Regions from separate parts of the Homo sapiens genome. Here all the other regions are linked to region 1. Evidence: read pairs that join two places in POLR2A ChIA-PET (ENCODE). Cell type or tissue: OCI-LY7. All regions are shown on one strand. Region 1 overlaps TACR2 (tachykinin receptor 2). Region 2 overlaps HKDC1 (hexokinase domain containing 1). Region 3 overlaps HKDC1 (hexokinase domain containing 1).

Region 1 (8,000 bases):
TGAAATTAAAGATGCCCTCTTCAGGAACATGCGCACACACCCCCAAAATCAAAATACAAAAAGACTACCTTTGGGAGGCCAAGGTGGGCAGATCACCTGAGGTCAGGGGTTCAAGACCAGCCTGGCCAACGTGATGAAACCCTGTCTCTATTAAAAATATAAAAATTAGCTGGGCTTGATGGTGGGTGCCTGTAATCCCAGCTACTTGGGAGGCTGAGGCAGGAGAATCGCTTGAACCTGGGAGGTGGAGGTTGCAGTGAGCCAAGATCACACCATTGCCACCAGCCTGGGCGACAAGAGTGAAACTCCGTCTCAAAACAAAACAAACAAAGGCGGTCCCTGGAACTCTTCCCCTCTGCCTTCTGCATGGAGACCTAGCCCAGGGTGAATTCCTGTCCTGCACAACATCCTAGGAGCAAGCAACAGAGGAGTGTGGCTCCTGCTAAGGAAGGACTTAGAGATGGCCTCCTCCTTTTACAGATGGGGAAACTGAGGCTGAGGGAAAGCCCTGACTTGCCTAAGATCATGCTTTAAACAAGAGGCTGGACAAGAGCCCTGTACTGACTCCCACAGTGCTGACCCTCAGAAAAGGGGAAATTTGGTCATGATTAAATCTGTAGACGGGTATGACACAGACTTCCTGTGCCTCTCTGGGCCTCAGTTTCCTATCTGGACACTGAGATAGGTGGCCCTGTAGATCCTCACTCTGTAAGGTGATGGGCCCTGGCCCTCGTTGCCCCTCCTCCCCTCTTATCTGCTCCACACTGGGGTTCTCAACCCAAAGCCTACTTGAGGATCAGGGAGTCTAGGAGCGCCTGAACCTCTTGTAATTGGCATGCTTGCCAAAAGAACCCAAGCAGAATTCTAAACACAAGACTTTAGGAGAGAGATTTACTGGAGCCATTATAATCACCCAGTGGGTTCACCTTGCCTGCTGCCTAGACAGAAATTATTTATCAAGACAGGGGAATTGCAATGGAGAAAAAGTAATTAATGCAGAGCCTACTGTGCAGGAGACCAGAGTTTTATAATTACTCAAATCAGGCCAGGCGCGGTGGCTCACGCCTGTAATCCCAGCACTTTGGGAGGCCAAGGCAGTGGTCAGGAGTTCAAGACTAGCCTGGCCAACATGGTAAAACCCTGTCTCTACTAAAAATACAAAAATTAGTAGGGCGTGGTGGCAGGCACCTGTAATCTCAGCTACTTGGGAGGCTGAGGCAGGAGGATCACTTGAATCTGGGAGGTGGAGGTTGTGGTGAGCCAAGACCCCACCATTGCACTCCAGCCTGGGCAACAAGAACAAAGCTCCATCTCAAAAAAAACAAAATCAAATCAGTCTCCCTTAGCATTCAGGAATCAGAGTCTTTAAAGATAATTTGGCAGCTAGGGCCTTGGCAAATGGGGAATGCTGATTGGTCGGGTTGGAGATGGAATCACAGGGGGTCGAAATGAGGTTTTCTCGCTGTCTTCTGTTCCTGGGTGTGATAGCAGAACTGGTTGAGTCAGATTACCCGGTCTGGGTGGTGTCAGCTGATCCACTGAGTGCAGGCTCTGCAAAACATCTCAAGCACTGATCTTAGGTTTTACAATAGTGATGTTGCCCCCAAGGAATTTGGGGGAGGTTCAAACTCTTGGAGCCAGAGGCTGCATGACCCCTAAATAATTTCTATCCTTGTAGCTAAGTTGTTAGTCCTGGAAAGGCAGATTGGATCCCAGGCAAGAAGGGGGTCTTTTCAGGAAAGGGCTGTTATCAATTTTGCTTCAGAGTAAAATCATGAACTGAATTCCTTCCCAAAGATAGCTCGGCCTACACCCAGGCATGAACAAGGACAGCTTAAGGATTAGAAGCAAGATAGAGTTGGTTAGGTCTGATTTCTTTCACTGTCGTAATTTCCTCGTTATTTTTGCAAAGGTGGTTTCACCATGGGTCCCCTTCCCTTGGGGTAGCAGCACCTCTAGAAAGGGGCGCAGCAAGCCTAGCATGTGGCAGGTAGAAGCAGGAGGTTTGGGAACACCTCAGTCCTCCCAGTAAGAAAGAAAAAGTCAAATGACGGGACCAGGGGTCTCAGGCCCATTGGTGGAATGCTCTAAGGACTCTGTTCCATGAAAGGGACCCCCAAATGCCAAAGGAGCCCAGACCCAAAGAAGGAGGCAGAACAAATCCAGTTTGTCAATATTGGGTGATTTATTGAGGGAATTTACAGACCGAAGTGGGATCTTGGGTGGCCACAAGACAGGTGGAGCTCTGCATTCTCACACCCCAGATGCAAGGCTTAGATACCATAGGGAAAGGGTATTCGTGCTCCAGCAAGACAACCAAAGGCAGCCCTCCAGAACAGGCAAGAACGCTACGTGAGTCACAGCCTACGATTTGTGGAGTAACATCAAGGTTGACATGTTCTTACACTAGGGGCAGTAAATAAAGTAGAAATCAGAAGGCATTCACAAGACTGGGGCGAATCGGAAGTCAACACAGGGGAGTGGCATCCAAGATGGAGTCACTTTTGTCTCCACAGGTTCCCACTGCAGACCTGCCGAGGAGTCAGTCCCCAGCCTGCAGCTCATCAGAGAGAGGCTGCAGCGTCACTCATAAACCAGAGATCTGAGAACTGGGGACACTGTCGTTTTTTTGTTTTTTTTTTTTGACAGGGTCTCACTCTATCGCCCAGGCTAGGGTGCAGTGGCCCAATCATAGCTCATTACAGCCTCGATCTCCTGGGCTCAAGTGAACCTCTTGCCTCAGCCTCCTGAGTAGCTGGAATTACAGGTGTGCCCCATTACGCCTGGCTAATTTTTTTAATTTTTTTTAATAGAGATAGGGTCTCACTATCTTGCCCAGGTTGGTCTCAAATTCCTGGGCTCAAGCAGTCCTCCCATCCTGGTCTCCCAAAGTTTAGGGATTACAGGCATGAGCCACCACGCCTGGCCTACACTGTTTCCAAAAGGAAATGAAAAGCCTCAACACAACCCAGTGTCCTCCCTGGGGACGGGGTAGGAAGCCACGCAATGGTACTCTGCATCACTTCCTCAAAGGTGGTATGAAAGAGCATTTGCTGACACAAACGAGGTTCCCAGCCAAATGCTGATAAACCATAAGCAGATGACACAGCAGCATGTGATATATGGCGCTTTTCCACTGTCCCATGCCTCCATAGCGATGTTGGTGCAGATGGAGCCTTATTAACACCAGTCATTCTATCCATCCAGACAGATACAGATTATATATATATATATATATATATATATATATATATATATGTATATATATATATGTATATATGTATATATATATATATACATATACATATACATATACGTATACGTATACATATATGGCTATACTGTAGGATACACTCCAAGACACCCGGTGGATGCTTGAAACTTCAGATAGCACTGAATTCTCTCTATATAGATATATACTGTTTTTTTCCTCAACATACCTATGATAAAGTTTAATTTATAAATTAGGCACAGTAAGAGATTAACAGTAACTAGTAATAAAACAGAACAAGTATAACAATATACTGTAATTAAACTTCTGTGAATGAGGTCTCTCCCTCTCAAAATATCTTGTTGTACTCTCCTCCCCTATTTTGGATCCGCAGTTGGGAGGGGTTACTGAAACCCGGGAAAGTGAAACTCCCATCAGGGGTGACTACTATTCATACATATGATTCTGGAAAAAATATGCCAGATATTAATAGTTAATGTTAATAGTGGTGGGAGTGGGATAATTTTACTGCCTCCTTTGTGCTTAATGGCATTTTAAATTGCAAACAAATTATTTCTTAATTTGTTTCATTCACTTTTCCTTTTTTTGACACGTGTCTATCACGTGGAAGGATGTGATATGGAAGGACGCAGGGCTACTGCTGGCGTCCCTTTTGCAGGGAAGCCGTCTCCTGGCACACAGGCTACCCAATGCCACCTTTATTTTTGTTTAAATCAAACCAAGTCCCTGGGAGGCGCCCAGGGTGGGCCCGCAGGGGCGGCTCCACAGTGCCCGCGGGGTCCCAGGACCAGGCGCTGGCAGACTTCGGAGTCGCCCCCGGGCCCTCCGCTGCCCAGGCCTCGGCTCTCCCTGCAGGTACCACCTCGTGGTGATCGCCCTCATCTACTTCCTGCCGCTCGCGGTGATGTTTGTAGCCTACAGCGTCATCGGCCTCACGCTCTGGAGGCGCGCAGTGCCCGGACATCAGGCGCACGGTGCCAACCTGCGCCACCTGCAGGCCATGAAGAAGGTGGGCGCGGGGGCGGGGGCCTGGAGGGGGCGGGGCCTGGAGGGGGCGGGGGGCTGGCGGGGGCGAGGCCTCATGGGGGCGGGGCCGGACGGGGTGGGACGGGGGTGGGACGGGGGCGGGACGGGGGCGGGACGGGGCCTGACCCCGCCCTGGGGAGCCGCCCTTACGGTCTCAAGGCCGGTCCGCAAGAGGGCGCCCGGGAGAAGCTTGCGGAAGCTGCCTTCGCGCGAAGTCTGGGGCCAGAGCCTGACCGCGTTCCTCCCAGCCGGGCGGATTTGCCTTTGGTCTTTGGCCAAATACAAAATTAAAGAAACTTGCCGGGCGCGGCGGCTCACGCCTGTAATCCCAGCTCTCAGGGAGGCAGAGGCGGGAGGATAGCTTGAGCCCAGGAGTTCGAGACCTGCCTGGGCAACATAGCGAGACCCCGTTCTCCACAAAAAGGAAGAAAAAAAAAAGACAAAAAAAAATTAACTTCCCAGAATGTTAGGGGAGTCAGGGACTCCTAAAGCCCCGTAGAATTCAGATACCCCCAAGAATCTTAGAATGATAAAATATTAAAATCTTAGACTTTTTGAATAATCAGAATGTTGAAATTGAGAAGCCCCACAGAACTATAGAAGGTGCCTGACAGTCACAGGAGAGCCCTCAAAGGCTGGAACTGCGGACCCCGGAGGTCGTGGAGACCAGATAGTTGTCCAGCTTCATCAAATCTGTCTCCAGTTTCTTCCGGAAGTGGCAGTGTCCCCCTACTCCCTGCCATCCAGGGTCCCCCGAAGGTCCTGATGTAGCCCTCTGTGCCCAAGACCCCCTTCACCCTCCTTCAGTCCAAGCTTGTCCTTGCCCCCTTCCTACCAGGCAACAGGGGAGGTAATGGGTTAACCACATCATGTAGCCAGGTCAAAGCCATGCTTCTCACCCAAAAGTAGGCATCTTTCACAGGGTGGTTCGGGGAGATAGCTGCACATGGGCGCCATCTGGTGCCCCTCATGGAGCACTGGCCTCCATCTGCTCCACACTAGGGGTCTCAACCCAGATCCTACGTGAGGATCAGGGTGCCCAGGAGCCCCCAGACCTTTTGTAATTGGCATGCTGGGCTGCCAAACGGAGCAGGAGTGTGCCTGCAGGGGCCAGGCTCTGAGGAGGGGGAGGTCCAGGAGCTGACCCGTGGGCAGAGGCAGGGGTCCCTGGTTGGAACCTTACAGCCCACAGAGAGAAGGGCTGTGCCGATACGGATCCCAGAGAGGGGGCGTCCTGGGAACGCATAGCTGACACAGGGGCTCCCCCAGGGATGGGGTTAGGAGAGAGAGCTCAGCCACTCTCCAGGGAGGGGGAGCTGCAGTGAATGAAGGGGTCCCAGACACCTTTTGTAGGAAGTGGCCATTGAGCTGGGCTTCAAGGAGTGAGGACTTCAAAGGAAGGATGGCAGTATGGGCAGAGGGACCTGCCTGAGCACAGGCCTCTGAGGTTGGGGGCTCAGGAAGGTCTGGGCAAAACATGCTCAGAGGCCTGAGTAATAGAGCTAACGGGGTCTGTGTGTGGAGCAGTTCCCAGGTGGGTGCAAGGGGTCCTCTGTGTCTGCCCTCGGAGGGCTGGGGCTGGGGCTTGGGCACTAAGAAGTAACTTGAGCCTCTCCTGGACCAGTTTGTGAAGACCATGGTGCTGGTGGTGCTGACGTTTGCCATCTGCTGGCTGCCCTACCACCTCTACTTCATCCTGGGCAGCTTCCAGGAGGACATCTACTGCCACAAGTTCATCCAGCAAGTCTACCTGGCACTCTTCTGGTTGGCCATGAGCTCTACCATGTACAATCCCATCATCTACTGCTGTCTCAACCACAGGTGAGCCCCCACTCCAGCCCCACCCTCTGCCCTCAGGGCCCCACTGCCCAGCCCCAGGTGGGCTCCCCTGCACAGCTCAAGCATCCATCCTCATTCCTGCCGGAACCTGTGGCCCTGTGCCCCCAGCCTACATGAGAAAGCCGTCCTCACACTCAGCCCCCAGCACAATAATCCCTCTGGCCTGGGCCTAGCTTGAGCCCCCTTCCTCCCCAAATCCTCACCGTCTCCCAGGCTGTAGCTCTCACTGTCTGTCTGTTCCTGCTGGCTCTTCTGGGTTCTGTGTCTGGGGCAAGAGAAGAGAGAAGGGAGGGCCAGAGAGATGAAGGGGAGGGGAGAGTCACAGAGAGGGGGTGGGACAGACAGACGAAGGAAAGAAAAGCTAAGTAGCGGGAGGGAGGGACTGACTTCTGTTCTAGTATTTTCACAAGCTTCCTACTGAGGGCTTTCCTGGAGCCAAGTGAATGGCACCCATCCGGCAGTGGAAGCAGTGGATGGGGGCTGGGGCCAGCACAGGGGTGGGGCAGGCTGCTCCCTGGAAAGCTCACAGTGCATGCCCTGTCCTCCAGGGACTTTCAGGGCAGCTGGGAAGTGACCCTGTCAGAGACAGCCAGGAAGGAGGGGGCCAGAATCTCACTCTCCTGGCATCATCCAGTTTCCCTACGCCTCGTGATTCTGAGGAAATGAGTCCCAGAGAGGGGCCTGCACTTGCTCTGGGGCACCTGGAGAGGTGGGGGGTGGTGAGTCAGGGAGGAACCCAGCCCCAGGAGTTCTGCAGAGCAGGCCTTTCAGTGGCAGGAAACCCTGAAGGTGGGGCAAATAAGGGGCGGCAAGAGGTGGACACAGTCTCACCTCAGTGAGACAATGATGTGGGCGAAGTTGGCCTTGGACCTCTTTGTTCATGTTTTTTGTCACCTCCCTGGCCAGGTAGCCAGGCTACTCATAATGCCATTGGGATCTTTGTGGCTCAGACATTTCACCCGCCTGGGGCAGGCCAAAAGGAAATAAGGAGCTATGATTTTTTGCAGGAGGCCAGAACTCTCTATCTCCTGAGAGGGAAGTAGATAATAGGAGAGAAGCAGGTGTCACCCCCACTCTACAGATGGGGAAACTGAGCTTCAGAAAGTAAGATGCTCCCAAATTCATACAACAAACAGTAAAGCCAGGACTCCATGGGTCTCCAAGGCCTGTCATCTTATCCCCACACCACGCATTTCTCTTTTAAAGACTTGTGGGATTGAAAACCTGGAGACAGGGACTCTGACATCTGGGAGGGGCCACCAGCCCACTGTGTCTGTGGGTTGATCACTCTCCTGCTACCCAAGGGAGATACAGTCCCTGGGAGTCTAAACAACACCCCAGGCTCTACAAGATCCTGACATCACTTCTGGATCATTCCCTTCTCTGAGCAGCCAGCGTTCCCTTTCTGCCGTCTGATTTCTTCCACTCACCGTGTGTGCTTCCTCTGAACTCCCGTTCAGTGCTGCCATGGGGAGAGCTGTTTGTTTTCAAGCAAATGCATCAGAACTTGGTGGCTCCGAGTGTGGGTTTTTCAATGTAGTCCCCTTGGGAAAAGCATCCTTGTTCTCCCAAGTTGCCAAAGCCTCCATTGTGTTTTAGCAGGTTCTTCTTTGACTCATCCCTTAGAAGCCAGTTAACAAGTCAGACAAGAACATCTGCTGGTTTTTTTGTTTGTTTGTTGGTTGGTTGGTTTTTTTAGTAATTATGCTGGGGTCATTTTTTGTTCGTAATAACAGATGACCTAAATCAGCTTAGTCACCCACTTCATTCACTAGACCCAGCTCCAGAACACTCTGGCAGTTTCCAAAAATCAAACTCACCCACGAAGGCATCTCTCAAGAGCCCCTGAGCCATGGGAGGCTCTTGGAGAGAGACAGTGACTTTCCTCTGGAAGGGAGTCAGT
Region 2 (8,000 bases), 160 kb after region 1:
TCCAACAGATGCAAAGCACTATAGCTGGCTGCTTGTCAAGTACGTGTGCTTTTGACTATGCCTCCACCTCCACAACCCTAACCCTGGGCACAGCAGCATCACAGAGCACAACACTCAGACAAGGTCTATCACTGAGTGGAATCATTGCAGCAATTCATACTCCTCAAGGGTCAAATCATGTTCCCTGGCCATGATTACGCGGAATAAAGGCCTAGGATCATAGTGATCCTACTTCTTCTTTTTTCTTTCTTTCTTTTTTTTTTTGAGATAGAATTTCACTCGTCTCCCAGGCTGGAGTGCAATGGCGTGATCTCGGCTCACTACAACCTCCACTTCCCGGGTTCAAGCAATTCTCCTGCCTCAGCCTCCCAAGTAGCTGGGATTACTGGCATGTGCCACCACGCCCAGCTAACTTTTGTATTTTTTAGTAGAGATGGGGTTTCACCATGTTGGCCAGGCTGGTCTCAAACCTCTGGCCTCAGGTGATCCGCCTGACTTGGCCTCCAAAAGTGCTGGAATTACAGGCATGAGTCACCACATCTGGCCATGATCCTACTTCTAACTTAGTCAAGGACAGATTACAATGTGATCAAAGGCAAAGCTACCAAATGTTTATCAAAGCATGTTTCACAGTGAAAAACTAGAGGTATCCTAAAACTCCAACAGTATGGATCTATCATCCTGTACCTCGATATGGGACATGATATACACCCATAAAGAATTACACTGTAAGAGAACATTTGATGTGAGAGAAAGGTGTTTTCCACACACTGTTAATTGAAAGCACGTCAAACAAATACAGATAGTGAATTATTCTATTTTTATTTTTAAAATTACACTCATACACACATATACACTCGCACTTGGAGAAAGGACTGGAATAATATATACACCAAAAGGGTTAACAGTGGCTCTCTCTGGGTGCAAAATTATGCATCACTTTTCCTCTCTCCTTTTTGTTTGTCTATATTTTCTAATTTTTCTGAAATTAAAATTAACATATATGATTTTTATAATACTGAGAAAGTAGGTTTTTTTTGTTTTTTTTTTTTTTGACACAGATTCTTACTCTGTTGCCTAGGCTGGAGTGTAATGGTGTGATCTCAACTCACCGCAACCTCTGCCTCCCAGGTTCAGGCGATTCTCGTGCCTCAGCCTCCTGAGTAGCTGGGACTACAGGCACACACCACCACGCCTGGCTAATTTTTGTATTTTTAGTAGAGACGAGGTTTCATCATGTTGGCCAGGCTGGTCTTGAACTCCTGACCTCAAGTGATCCACCCTCCTCGGCCTCCCAAATTGCTGAGATTACAGGGGTGAGCCGATGTGCCCAGCCCGAAAGTAGTATTTTTAATTCTCAAAAGGAAGCCCAAAGTTACATTGTTAGCCTGAGGCAGGAGTTAGTCTAGCCTCGCACTCCATCATCTAGAAAGCCAGGGGGGTGAAGGCAGGCAGAGCTAGGGTGTCTAGGCCAGGAGAAGCTCTGGGACAGGAAAGGCAGTGAGAAAATCTGATGGCAGTGCCGTCAGCCCCGTGGCTGGATGCCGCCTCACCCTGAGGCTGTTAGCCCACAAGCCCCAGTCTCCCTCCTTCCCTCCATAGTTCTTGGGAAACTGGACCCCTGGCTGGCTCCTTTCCTGGTTGGTATGTGTAGAACATTAGAGAGACACTCCCAACTGGGAAACCTCTCTTACTGATTGCAATTACACAAAACTAATCTATTTTTTGACGTCTCTCTTTTTTCTCCCCAACCATGGGTATCTTTACTTTTAGCTGCCCACGGGTCTCCCCTCCTTCTTCACTGTGTCTTCACGACACCTTCAGAGCTGCTGGGAGAGAGGCCCAAAGGCCCAGTGTCCTGAGTCAGGAGCAGTAGCTGTGTCCTGGTGCCCCGTCAGGACCGCAGACAGCTGCACACGGCACCCTCCCGGATGGTGTATTAATTTTTAATGGCAGCAGCAATGCAGGAATGCATTAGTAGTGTAAAAAATTAAAATGTTACTGATAAGGATAGAGTTCCCTTCAACTCCCATCCTCCCAATCTGAGAGGTAACCTCTGCCATTAGTCTGATATTAATCCTTCCAGACCTTTTCCTCTCCATTTATTAGTATTTTTTTCTTTTTCCCACCATTTCTTATTTCAGGGGTGAAATTACACATATTTTTAAGTAAGTAAATTCACGCTGTGTGTGAACTATTGCAATTTTTTTTTCTAATTCAATAATGTATCTTCCAGATCCTTCCAGGCCATTTATATGGATGTGCCACATTCCTTCACTGAGCAAAATATTCCTTGAATATAATTGCACGAAAATAAAACCACAAAACACACCTATAAAATGAGTTCTATTTTTGTAATCATTTTCAGATGAGGAAACCAAGGAACAGGGAGATTAAATGACTTGCCCAAGGTCACACAGCCAATAAGTAGAGAAGCCAAGGGTCTGGGGGAAGGAGGACTAGGGAATCAGCGCTCAATGAGTACAGAAATTCAGATGGAAAAGAAAAAGTTTAAGAGATGGATGGTGGTGATGGCTGCACAAAAATGTGGATGTATTTCATGTCATAGAAGTGTGCATTTAAAAAATAGTCACAGTGGGAAATTTATGTTATGTGTATTTTACCACAATAAGAAAATGGTTAAAAAAATTTTTTTTTTCTCTTTTTGAGACTGAGTCTTCTCTGTCGCCCAGGCTGGAGTGCAGTGGTGTAATCTCAGCTCACTGCAACCTCCACCTCCTGAGTTCTAGCGATTCTCCTGCCTCAGCCACCCAAATAGCTGAGATTGCAGGCACCCGCCACCATACCCAGCTAATTTTTGTATTTTTGGTAGAGATGGGGTTTCGCCATGTTGGCCAGGCTGGTCTCAAACTCCTGACCTCAAGTGATCTGCCTGCCTCAGCCTCCCAAAGTTCTGGGATGACAGGAGTGAGCCACTGCTCCTGGCCCTGGACAAAATCTTAGTGCATCTTTGGTGCTACCCTTATTATTGTCCTGAGCTCTCTGGTTGACCTGCTGAGCTGACCAGAGTTCTACCATAAATTTAGGAAGCTGTATTCTGCTTTATGCCAGTCTCGGAAGCTTGGCTGATGAGAGTCTGTCAGAAAGACAGAGCTCCTCTCCACAAGCTGGTGAGTCTGTCTGTGAAGCTGAGGCCAGGGATTGCAGAGAATTCACCGCTATGATGTCAGGCCCTGGCGACAGTGCACCCCTTCCTCACCACCATTACCAGCACTGGATTCCTCTTGGCCTTTTCCAGGCTGAATTTCAATCCTATGCTGCCTCGAAAGTGAAGGATGATACTAGGATTTGAGTGCCTGCCAGGTGCTAGACCCACGCTATGCATTTTACACACACGAGCTCATTTAGTCCTCACCATGTTCCTCCATTTTCACCAATGGGGAAACCATGCCTCAGAGAAGTTAAATAATCTGCTCAAGGTTATTCATATGGGAAACAGTAGAGACAGGTTTGCAAAACAGGAGCCCATAACCCCAGAGCCTGTGCTCTCGAACACTGTGTTTTCTGACCTTAGGAAGGACACTGGGCCTCTCTGTGTGGCCTCATCTGGGCCTGCTCCCAAGCCCCTGCAGAAGGACATGTCCCTGCCCGGAGGCTTTCTGTGTGGGCACTGGCAGAGGCTGCAAACTGTCTCCCTCCATCTGCAGAACAGACAGCTCTGCCCCAGCCTCATGCAAAGGCCCAGCCTCACTCACCCACTGTCAGCTCCAGGCCGAGGCCCCATGACCCACTGGAGCTCTGGGGAGTCTAAGAGCTTAGCCCAGTGTCTAGTCCCCACTTCTAAGCTCTACCTCTTGGTCAAGCTAGTTTACCAAAAAAACCATGCAAAAAACACACAATACTGACCTTCCTGTGTCTTAGCTTCCCAATTAAAAATCTTTATTCATTACACATAAAGTTAAGCCTGGGTGATTTTTTGTTTTTACACACAGAAACACACACACACACACACACACACACACACACACACACACACGTTTAGAGATGGGGTCTTGCTATATTGTCCAGGCTGGTCTCAAACTCCTGGACTCAAGTGATCCTCCCATCTTGGCCTCCCACGGTGCTAGGATTACAGACATGAGTCACTGTACTTGGCTTGCTTGTTGTGTGTGTTTTTGTTTTTGTTTTTGTTTTTAATAGAGATGGAGTCTCTGTTGCCCAAACTGGAGTGCAGTGGTGTGATCATAGCTCCCTGGAACCTCAATCTCCTGGGCTCAAGTGATCCTCCCACCTCATACTCTCCAGTAGCTGGGACCACAGGCATGTGCCACCATGCCTGGCTACAGTTTTTTTTTTTTTTTTTTTTGAGACAGAGTCTCGCTCTGTCACCAGGCTGGAGTGCAGTGGCACGATCTCAGCTCACTGCAAGCTCCGCCTCCTGGGTTCACGCCATTCTCCTGCCTCAGCCTCCCAAGTGCTGGGACTACAGGCACCTGCCACCACGCCGGGCTAATTTTTTTGTATTTTTAGTAGAGACGGGGTTTCACCATGTTAGCCAGGATGATCTCCATCTCCTGACCTCGTGATCCACCCGTCTTGGCCTCCCAAAGTGCTAGGATTATAGGCATGAGCCACCGCTCCCGGCCTGTTTGTTTGTTTTTTAAGACACAGGGTCTCACTATGTTGCCCAGGCTGGTCTTGAACTCCTGGCCTCAAGCAATCCTTCCATGTCGACCTCCCAAAGTGCTAGGATTACAGAGATGAGCCACCACACCTGGACAACCCTGGGTGTTTTTACCCTAGAATTACAGGAAAGATTTTGTAATAAATGTCTCCATATTTATGAATTATCTATTAAATGATAAACTATGATGTTCTTCAATGTCAGCTAAAGTGGCCATGTGATCAATTGCTTCTGAGATACTAATATTAGAAAAGAAATGCATTTCTTGCCAGGCACAGTGGCTCACGCCTGTAATCCCAGCACTATGAGAGGCTGAGGTAGGTGAATTACCTGAGGTCAGGAGTTCAAGACCAGCCTGGCCAACATGGTGAAACCCCATCTCTACTAAAAATACAAAAATTAGCCAGTTGTGGTGGCACACACCTGTAATCCAAGCTACTCGGGAGACTGAGGCAGGGGAATCACTTGAACCCGGGAGGCAGAGGTTGCAGTGAGCTGAGATCACATCAGTGTACTCCAGCCTGAGTAACAGAGTGAGACTCTGTCTCAAAAAAAAAAAAAAGAAAAGAAAACAATTCCATTTATAATAGCATCAAAAAGCACAAATTACTTAGGAATAAACAAGAGAAGTATAGACTTTTACTCTGAAAACTACAAAGGATTGTTGAAAGAAAATAAAGAAGACCTAAATTAATGGAAAGATATCCCATGTTCATGGATTGGAACTCGCTATTGTTAAGGTGGCAAACTCCCCAAATTAATATATAGGTTCAACTCAATTCCTATGAAAATCTCAGCTGGCTTCTTTGCAGAAATTGACAAGCTGCTTCTAAAATTCATATGAAAATGGAAGGAGTGCCGAATAGCCAAAACAATCTTGAATAAGAAGAAAGAGAACTCACATTTCCTGATTTCAAAACTTATAAAGTAGGCCGGGTGTGGTGGCTCACACCTGTAATCCTAGCACTTTGGGAGGCCGAGACAGGTAGATCACCTGAGGTCAGGAGTTCATGACCAGCCTTGCCAACATGGTGAAACCCCATCTCTACTAAAAATACAAAAAATTAGCCAGGCGTGGAGGTAGGTGCCTGTAATCACAGCTACTTGGGAGGCTGAGGCAGGAGAATTGCTTGAACCCAGGAGGCAGAGGTTGCAGTGAGCCGAGATCACGCCCTTGCACTCCAGCCTGGGTGACAAGAGCAAAACTCTGTCTCAAAAAAAAAAAAAAAAAAAAAAAAGAAATGTATTTCTTGTGATGTGCTGGCAAGATTTCTTTCATCAGACGATAAAAACCCATTGTAATTCCCTGTTTACATGGCTGTCCAGAAAGACACAGATCGTATTACTGCCCAATTGTTATAACTGGCCTTCACTGGACATTACCTCTTTCTCCCTCTCTCCATAATATGATTCGACCTCTCTTTTAGTAGGAATATTATGCACATGTCCCTTTATTGCATACTACTCTAAATTCTCTTGTGAATGGTCAGTCTAAAAAATCGTGATAAATTGATTAAAAATTAAATTGTTGAAATTCTCTATCATGTGTTCCCAGCTGCCCTGAACCCAAGATCCCTGTAAAAATGAAGGCAGGCTGGGAGTTACCTGGAGATGGTCCCAGAAGAGGAAGGAAGCCCACTGGGCTGGCCGTGAGCCTGGTGGGGCTATCTTACCTTGTCAATGCTCATCTGCCTGCAGGGAAATGAGAATGTGAAGCCCAAAGGTAGGGAGGCTCCCTTGAGGCCCATGTAGTCCAGGAAGTCGGCGATGCACTGCACAATGTGATCAAAGAGCTGCAGAGAGAGAGAGAGCGGCATTCACACCAGGCGGACATCGATGCAGGGTGGCAGGCTGGCACCTCGGAGCCCAAAGGCCTTGCCTGGCACTTACCTCCTCACCAGTGCCCTGCATGATCTCCAGGGGGATGGCGAAGATCTTGTTGTACATTCGCACTGACCTCCGTCCACTTCTGATCTTCACCAGGAGGACCCGGAAGTTGGTTCCCCCAAGATCCAGGGCGAGAAACTTTCCTTTCTCTGTGATGGAGAAAGCAGCAGCTGCATTCCATGACAGGGACTTGTGTCGGGGCATTGGGAGGAAGAGGAGACGTCGGAGCAGAGCGGACCCAGGGCCTGCACTCCTGGGCCTCATAGACCAGAGGGTCGTGGGGGCCACCCTGCACAGTGCCCGGGCCCCGGGCAGGCATCTTGAGCCTGCGTGAGGCCAGGCTGCTTTCCTTGGCCTCCACTTCTGTGGTAAAGTCCCAGGCACCACCTACACTATCGCCAGTGAGGTGCCGTGAAAAGAGCCCTGGCCTGGAGTCAAGGGACCTGGGGCTTCTGAGAAATGGCTTTTTATCTTGAGCAAGAGAGGCAAGGTCCCATCCTTCCACATCTGCAAAATCAGGAGACTGAACCTCTGAAGGCTCTTTCAGCTTCACTGACTGACAGCCTTCTCGGGAGCCCCAAGGAACGGTACAGGGCATCCAGTCAAGGAAATGCATGATTCTTATACTCAAGGGGCCTCCGGTCTGGCGCGGTGGCTCACGCCTGTAATCCCAGCACTTTGGGAGGCCGAGGCAGGTGGATCACGAAGTCAGGAGATCGACACCATCCTGGCTAACACAGTGAAACCCCATCTCTACTAAAAATACAAAAAATTAATTATCCGGGTGTGGTGCTGGGCGCCTGTAGTCCCAGCTACTCGGGAGGCTGAGGCAGGAGAATGGTGTGAACCTGGGAGGCGGAGCTTGCAGTGAGCGGAGATCACGCTACTGCACTCCAGCCTGGGTGACAGAGCGAGACTCCGTCTCAAAAAAAATAAAAATAAAAATAAAATAAACAGTGTCTTTTACTGCTCTCAGTTAAGAGATCCCAAGTACAGCTGTTGGACCTTGAGTAGGTCATCTAGCCTCTGTAAGTCTCAGGTATGGCATCCATAAAATGGGAACCATTTCCTCTTTGGTAACGTTCCAAGTGGTTGTGAGGATGAAATGAAATGAAAGGTTCAAAAGCAAATTATAAGATGTAAAGCATTTTACTAAGGTCATTATTTCCGGAAGAGTCTCGTGAGATTCAAAGAGGTAAAATAATTTGTCTGAAGAACTGATTTCACTACTTAGTGGCTTCTTTTGGCTGAGCACCGAGGACCAGAAGGATCAAGGGTTGGAGAAGTTGGGGGCAGAAGCAATGAGAGGGAAAGGGAAGTGAGCCAAGCTGCAGAAGAGAACAGAGCCAGAGAAGCAGCAGGAAGACAAGCCCAGGCAATCTCAGGCATCTAAAACAAAGTTCCTGGGGTCAGGATCTGGGGGTCGGGGGGGGTACACTCATGTTCTCATCTACACACACATAAGTGC
Region 3 (8,000 bases), 150 kb after region 1:
AAGAAATATCACCACTTCATGCAAAGTTTATTGGAAAATCAAAATTTTTTTATTAATTTACTGGATTTCCTATACCTAACAATCCTTAAAACAACTATCAACACCTGCAACACAAACCACAGGCAAAATGAAAAACAGATGCCCCAGACAGCACCCCACCACATGGCACACACTTAATAAGGAACAAAATCCTACAGGGTGCTGACATAACTCGCTTTAAGCATGCAATGATTCCTGCAGTGCTCCCTGGCAATCAACCTCTCTGCACCCTGGGGCTGGATACTTCAAAGTCTTTGTTCTCTTAATAGGTTTGAAGTCAACATGGCAAGTTAAGGACAAGTTAGATGAGATCCCCCTAGTTCATAACGTGAGTTCCTCTTGCTCTCCAATGTTCATCCACAAGTACAGGGTCCAATCCCCTATAAGAGATGGCTTAAGCATCCCAATGGGGAAACAGCCTGCCAGCCACATGGGCAGATTCTATATATTTCCAAGTCCCGCAGCCACAAGACTGAAAGCCATAGAGAATTGACAGCTCAAGCCTCACCTGAACAATGTGTTGAAAGGGGATCTCTCAGGACAGACACTTTGATTTCATAAGTTGGCCCATTTTGGCCCAAATATACCAAATAGAGATGTCATGTAATGTCACTGCAAATCCAGTACAAGATACTAAGAGTACCCGAGAACCTGGGGTTCTCTTTCGGCCATCCAGAAGGTGAGGTCAGCCAGGAGGGTGCCCATTGGTCTCTGACCAACTGATCTGCCAGAGGAAAAGCTGTTCAGTATCCAAGATGCATCAGGTCCAATCCCAGGGGTTCCTAGTTCTCCTTCTGTGCCTGCTGTAACCTCTTGGCCACAGCAGTGATCAGTGCTGCCCCTTTTCCACTGCCATCTTCTGACAGCATGAATGTCACATCACATCGAGGGGCTAGTTCCTTCACAGTTTCCTGCAATATTCTAGAAAAGCTATGAAAAAGAGAAAGAAACATCATCAGCCCTTCCATGTAGAATCAGAACATTTATAAATGATCATAATCTAATTTCTTTAGCTTCTTCCCTTTGGTTTGCTTTTCAAGGCTCTAAACAGCTTCTTCTAATTTTTTTTTTTTTTTAGACATGGTCTCACTCTGTTGCCCAGGGTGTAGACTGCAGTTGTGCAATCACAGCCCACTGCAGCCTCGAGTTCCCAGGCTCAAGCCCCCCAGCTCAGCCTCCCATGTAGCTGGGACCACAGGTATGCACTATCACGCCCAGCTAATATTTGTAATTTTTGTTCATTTTGTATTTTATTTATTTATGTTTGTGGAAATGGAGTCTCCCTGTGTTGCCCAGGCTGGTCTCAAACTCCTGGGCTCAAGTGATCCTCCCGTCTGCCATTACAGGCATGAGCCACTGCACTCAGCCAACTTACATTTCTTGAGCCCCGTGTGAAGCACTTTACATGTGCTAACTCATTTCAACCTCACACATTTAGCCCTATGTGGTAGGGATTATTAGTGCTGGCCTTTTGTGGATGAGGAACCTGGGGTTTAGAGAGGCCGGCTAACATTCCCACATCGTATTACCAGGTAGCAGAGGCACCAGGGCTCACACCTTGTCTGTCAGATTGAATAGGTGACTTGACCACACAGCACTCCTTTCCCATAAAAGGACGGGGATGCATCTTCCCATGCCGCAGTTCAGGAGGCTATGCCAAGTCCACACTTGGCCGCCAGCCCTCCCCAGCCCCACCCGCCACGCCTCTTGTGGGCACTCACTGAGGGTGCAGCTTGTACAGGGTGCCGTCCACACCCACAGTGATCCTCAGGTGCTCTAGCCCCTGGTCTTCTCTCCTTTTTTCCACTATAGCGGCCAGGCCAGCACCGCAGAGCTGGGCCGCCCGCCGGGACACGGCTCCGCACACCTCCTTCACCACGATGCTGTCCTCACACGTGCTGTCCAGGCCCAGCTGCTGCAGAATCCTCCTGACCTGGAGAAGGGCCAGCCGATCGCTGCAGGCAATAGAGCAGGGAGTCAGGACCTGCTTCCCAGGACCCCGGGATGTGCCCAGTGTGACCCACAGCCTCCCCATTCTTAGATGCCCTTACAGGAGGGAGGAGAAATTGACCCAGGCAATGGCTAGGCTGGAGCAGAATGCCTTAGAAGCCGAGACTCAAGAAGGTCCACCACCCCTGGAAGTTCCATCAACTTTAAAAAATAAAGTGTGAATGCCTCTGGTGTTCAGCATGTTCATATCTGTGATCTCACTAGAAGCCATATGAGCTGCAGCAACCAACACACCAGGTACCCATTTTTCAGAAGAGGAGGCTGTGGCTCAGCCTGCTAGAGCTGTGCCCTCTCGTTAGAGAGCAGGGGCTCAAATTCAAGCCTTTTCACACCACCTCTCGCACTTTCCCACAAATCGTGCCAGCTCCCACACTCTGGCCCCCTTCAATTGGAGGCCAACTTTCCTTCTATTTAACTTTTTCTGATTCTCTGCACTTTCTTCCCTTTTTCTCATTTCTCTGCTCTTTGACAGTAAGACTATATCTTCAGTAGTAGCCAGCAGGGTATATTCAATGAGCAAGTGAATAAATGAATATACAAAATACAATCAGAACCTTAGAGAAGGGGAACCTGATAGGACTGTAAACACATGCAGAGAAACACCCATCATAGGGGCAGGCTGGCTTCAAGTCTAGACCCTGGTCATCTCACAGTGAACTAATGGTACTTAAACGGAGCCCTGACTCCCACACCAAGCAATGTGAAGTTGTATCCTTGACTGTCTCAGGTAATACTTAGAGAAGAAGAGTGTTATCAAGAAAGACAATTGAGAAACAACCTATATGACCATACAGGGGATTCAGCAGGTAAATGGCGGTGTAGCCAAACAATAGAATTCTTCATAGATCTTAAAGATGAGTTTGTGGCCAGCACAGTGGCTTACACCTGTAATCCCAGCACTTTAAGAGGCTGAGGCAGGAGAATCACTTTAGGCCAGGAATTTGAGACCAGCCTGGGCTACATAACAAGACCCCATCTCTAAAAAATTTTAAATGAGCCAGACATGATTGTGTATGCCTATAGTCCCTATTTGGAGGCTGAGGCATGAGGATTGCTTGAGCTCAGGAGTTTGAGGTTGCAGTGAGCCATGATCATACCACTGTACTCCAGCCTGGGTAATAGCGTAAGATCTTGTCTCAAAAAAAAAAAAAAGATGAGTTTGCGTGAGAATATTTCACACCATGGAAAATCTTCATGACATAGTGAAAAAATAGATTATAAAATACTATGCACTGTATGATGCTGGCTTTTTGTTTTAATGTTTGCCCTTGCCCAGATTAAAAAAAGACACACACACACACACACACACACACACACACACACACACACACAGAAGGAAATCTATTCAGACATTGGGAGGATTACAGGTAATTCTCTTCTTTTTGAGGCGGAGTTTCACTCTTGTTGCCCAGGTTGGAGTGCAATGATGTCGGCTCACCCGCTTCCTGGGTTCAAGCGATTCTCCTGCCTCAGCCTCCCAAGTAGCTGGGATTATAGGCCCACCACCATGCCCAGCTAATATTTGTATTTTTAGTAGAGACAGAGTTTCACCATGTTGGCTACCTGACCTCAGGTGATCTGCCTGCCTTGGCCTCCCAAAGTCCTGGGATTACAGGCATGAGCCACCACACGTAGCTTAATTCTTATTTTTCTTCCTTTGTTTATCTGTATTTTTTAGATTCTCTAAAATGAATGAATAACATTTGTATAGTAAGAAAAAGAGGTTTTTTAACTGGTGTGTCTAAAGAGAAAGCCTGCAATTCCTTCCTGGGCCCAGCCTTTCACAGCTTACCTAGTTCAAGTACATTCCCTTCCTGATCCTCAGAGCAATCCTGGGGGTTAAGCAACAGGGCAATTATTTCTGTTATGAAGCAGGAAACTGAGGTTCAAAGAGGTGAAACAACCTGCCCCAGGTCACGCAGCATAAACAGGTTAAGTAGTGGAGATAAATCTTAAAACTCAAGCTCTAAGACTGTAAATTCAGGGCACTTCCCCCGGAGAACACTGTCCCATCCATTTGACAAACTGCTTTGAAATGGGCTGCAGTCAGCACAGCACCTACCAATTCCCACTGGCACTAGGTGGATATGATTTTTTTTTTATTCCATGAAGCTTTTAAAAAACAAAACCTGGCCAGGCGCGGTGGCTCATGCCTGTAATCCTACCACTTTGGGAGTTCTAGGCAGATGGATGGCTTGAGCCCAGGAATTCAAGATCAACCTGGGCGACATGGTGAAACTCCATCTCTATAAAAAATACAAAAATTAGCTAGGTGTGGTGGTGTGTGCCTGTAGTCCCAGCTACTTGACAGGGAATGGGAGCAGGGGAGAGGAGCAGTGGTGGCAGCTGAGGTGGGAGGATCACTTGAACCCGGGAGGTTGAGGATGCACTGAGCTGTGATTGCAACACAGCACTCCAGCCCAGGCAACAGAGTGAGACCCTGTCTCAGAAAACAAAAACAAAACAACAACAGAAACCTGTAGAAATCAAAACATCCAAAACAGACACCTCTTGTGCAGCAGAAGCAAATCTTTCTGGTGGCATAAGAGTGTTACCACCTTGTGCTTGTCTAGGAACAACTTTTCTTTTATTACGGAAAAAAAAAAAAGCAAGGCAAAGATAAGTAAACTTGTCGGTCTATTGCTTATGAGGGAGAAGCTGTTTTACACAGCAAAACAGGATCCCTTTGGTCACCAAGCGTGATGATTTTTAACCCATCTGTTCAGATTGGATGGGTTGAAGACTAGACAGGAGAAGGATGCTGAACACTTGCTAATTTACACCCCAAAAATACATAATCGCTGCTGCTGTTACTGATTCCACCATCCTCTCCTTAAACAATAAGAACTCCCCTTAAACAGCCCATCTGATTTGCCTCATTAAGTAAACCACTTTCATGTATAATGTGTTTCTTTTTTCCCCGCTGAAAAGTGATTTTTCACTTGTGGGCATCTGACCATAAAGACCAAGAGAATTAAATGAATGAACACAAATGGAGAGAAAATCCAAACACAAAGCATCAGATAACATCCAGTGCTAGCACAAAAAGCAGTGAAACTGACACATTTGTACATAACTGATGGTGATGGAAATTGAAACTACTTTAAAAAAAAAAACACTGCGCCCATGGTGAAATACTCTTTTAACCAAATGTTTCTACTACTAAGGAAATGATTTACTGTATTCAAATGACTATGTGTACTAAAAGAAAAACTATGGTGTTACTCAGAATAACAGGAATTTATAAATTACAAACTAGACATCCTATATTAAAGGGAAAGTTTAGTAAATTATAGTACAGTAACATAGTATAATATGCAGCCATTCAAAATGATAATTACACCAAAGAGTTGATAGGGGAAAGTTCCTCTTTCTAGAAGTATTCCAGCTAATAACTGCAGGAATCATCACCATTTACGATGTCTAGTGAAATAATAGATCCAGGCAATATGCATCAATGACTGATAACATCCTAAAAGAAAGAGAGACAGACAGACAACTCAATGCCACCTAGAAAATATTCTTGTCCAGAATTCACTACTGAATCTAATTAAGCATCTGGGTCTAACTATGAGTTTTTGGGAAATACAAGAAGACAGAGGAAAATGCTAAATGCTGCAATCCACAAAATCTAGAATACAGGAAACTCATAGATAAGACAACAGTTTCTTCAACAAATACATTGCAAGGGAAAGTAAGAGAGGGAGAGGAAACCCATAGATTAAAAGAGATTCTTTAAGCATATCAACCAAATGCAGTTTATAAACTTTGTCTGGATACTGATGCAAACAAAAGAACTGTAAAAACCATTAATTTTTGGCAATTCAGGAAATAAGAACACTAACAGGATATTTTGTGAGATTGAGGTTTATCATTAGCTTTTTAAGTGTGATAATGGTACTGTAGTTATGTTTTATTAAGAATCCTTATATTTCAGAAATACATTATGAAATATTTATAGATGAACTGATGTAAGATGTGGGGTTTGTTTCAAATTAGCCCAGCCTGAGGATGGGGACAGCAGGACTTTATAGATGAGCCCAGTTTGGCCATGAGTTTATTATTGTTGAAAGCGATCCTGAATCAGTTGGAAAGAGAAGAGCAGCCCCAGGAGGCAATCCCTTACCCAGCCAGGGCCTTTCTGTTTTTATTTTTAAACCTCAAATTGGCCCAACCCCAGCGTGGTGGCAGCATATGCCAGTCAGAGCCTCATGATGAACTTGATCACAGGTCACCTTTCGATCTGGGACAGGAACTTGGTTTCGAAGATGCCCCTGGTCCGGAGACGCTCTGAAATCTGCCCTCGGAAGAGGAGACCCTGCTTGGTCAGGTCGATCAGGATCTGCCGCACAATCTCCCCCAAGTACATCCCACTGGTCATTTTCTCGTATCTGTTTGGAGAAGAAGGATAAGGTTGGGGCAGACCTGCAATGCAGAAGACCACATGATGTGAGAAGGCCAGGCTTTGGAGCTACGCATGGAGCAAGATCCAGATCCTAGCTCTGCCACATACTAGCTGCTTGATGTGAGCAAGCACTGCAAGCTATCATCTACAAAACAGGGAGAAGAGTAGCGCCCCTACAAGACTGTTAGGAGGCAAGCATCTGGGTACAGTGGGCACTAAGCAAAATTTAGTCCCTGGTCTTGGCCCCAAAGCCAATTCTCCTTGGCTTTGTGCTACAAATCTGTTCCACTCTGCAAATTCTACTCTGTGAGTTAACACATTGAAACTGTCTGCATGCACCAGGGGTGCTCAAAAGCATTAATTCCCTTCCTCCTTTCTACCAGACCGTGAGCTCCATGAGGGTCAAGAGAGCAAGAGAGAAAAGGGGCCTTGTACTGACCAGGCACTCTGCACAGGGTGTGTGATGGTGACACACATCATCATTAACAACAGTGACACAGAGCCAGACTGCCACTGCTTGCAGAGTCAAATGGGAAGCATTTATGTGCTGGGCTTGGGTTCTCTTAACTGCTCAAGACCTCATCAGCCTAAGGGAATTAACACCAGAACAAAAAATGGTGATTTCAAGGCAAGTTCAAAGGTGCTGCCCCCTTAAAACCTCAATCCAAAAATGTGAGCCTTCAGTGGCTACAGACACAAAGCTAACTAGAATGAACTGCCCCTTGGGAAGAGCCATGACACTCAGGTGCCCCAACTTGGGATTCAAAGGGAAGGTCCCTTCTTTTTGGAGCAATCCTTGCTTCAGCTGGGCTTACCACAACTCACCTGCCTTCCAGTTACAAGATTGGTGCCAAAGAGGAAAGAAACCACCAGGGCCAGTCTTGGTCTTGTCTGAGCCTCTTCCTAGACAACATTCTCAGTTCAACAGCTCCCAAGGTGTCCATGGCCTAAGCATCCCCTCACATTTCCCATCTGCTCAAGCTCTCAACTTGGATAGCACCCATAACAATAAATCTATGTTTCCCATTATTTTCTATATTAAGACACTGAGCTTAGTTTTGATAAAGACCATATGGCCTGCAAAACCTAAAACATTTACTATCTGTTCTTTTACAGAATAAGTGTGCCAACTCCTCTTCTAGTGGATGGGCCTGGGTTAATAATCAAATTTTAGCATGTGATATGATTTGGATTTATGTCCCCACCAAAATCTCATGTTGAATTACAATCCCCAGTATTGGAGGAGGGGCCTGCTGGGAGGTGACTGGATCATGGGGGTGGATTTCCCCCCTGTTGTTCTGGTGATAGTGAGTGGGTTCTCACAAGATCTGGTTATTTTAATAGTGTGTAACGCCTCCCCCTTCACTCTTTCTTCCTCCTTCTCCAGCCATGTAAGACGTGCCTGCTTCCCCTTCACCTTCTGCCATTATGGTAAGTTTCCTGAGGCCTCCCAGCCATGCTTCCTGCACAGCCTGTGGAACTGTGAGCCAATTAAACCTCTTTTCTTCATAAATTACCCAGTCTCAGGTAGTTCTTTACAGCAACG

What was found. ChIA-PET counts read pairs that join two places held together with the same protein. Peaks named below come from ENCODE experiments on the same cell type or tissue, not always from the same donor. Only the 100,000 strongest peaks of a DNase experiment are listed, where the experiment ranks them.
Region 2: POLR2A ChIA-PET joins it to region 1 with 6 read pairs; 6 of 35 experiments call an interaction of 5 or more read pairs at or near these places.
Region 3: POLR2A ChIA-PET joins it to region 1 with 5 read pairs; 2 of 35 experiments call an interaction of 5 or more read pairs at or near these places.

Annotation. Positions count from the first base shown.
Region 1 is chr10:69,405,163-69,413,162 of GRCh38, reverse strand. It overlaps TACR2 (tachykinin receptor 2), which reads left to right. Exons shown (of 5, transcript NM_001057.3): 3 at 4,088-4,241; 4 at 5,883-6,079. Among named protein-coding and RNA genes, the nearest start is that of TACR2, 7.8 kb to the left of the region's middle. RefSeq lists silencers at 3,860-3,959, 4,250-4,529. In OCI-LY7, CTCF peaks have their summits at 4,091 (motif pointing left), 4,472 (motif pointing right), 5,052 and 5,251 (motif pointing left); DNase peaks (open chromatin) are centred at 3,012, 4,182, 4,432 and 5,182.
Region 2 is chr10:69,248,971-69,256,970 of GRCh38, reverse strand. It overlaps HKDC1 (hexokinase domain containing 1), which reads right to left. Exons shown (of 18, transcript NM_025130.4): 11 at 6,536-6,681; 12 at 6,319-6,438. Among named protein-coding and RNA genes, the nearest start is that of HKDC1, 33 kb to the right of the region's middle. RefSeq lists a silencer at 229-421. In OCI-LY7, no CTCF peak of the experiment used is centred here; no DNase peak of the experiment used is centred here.
Region 3 is chr10:69,259,579-69,267,578 of GRCh38, reverse strand. It overlaps HKDC1 (hexokinase domain containing 1), which reads right to left. Exons shown (of 18, transcript NM_025130.4): 16 at 6,285-6,440; 17 at 1,761-1,994; 18 at 27-969. The coding sequence ends at 822. Among named protein-coding and RNA genes, the nearest start is that of HKDC1, 43 kb to the right of the region's middle. In OCI-LY7, no CTCF peak of the experiment used is centred here; no DNase peak of the experiment used is centred here.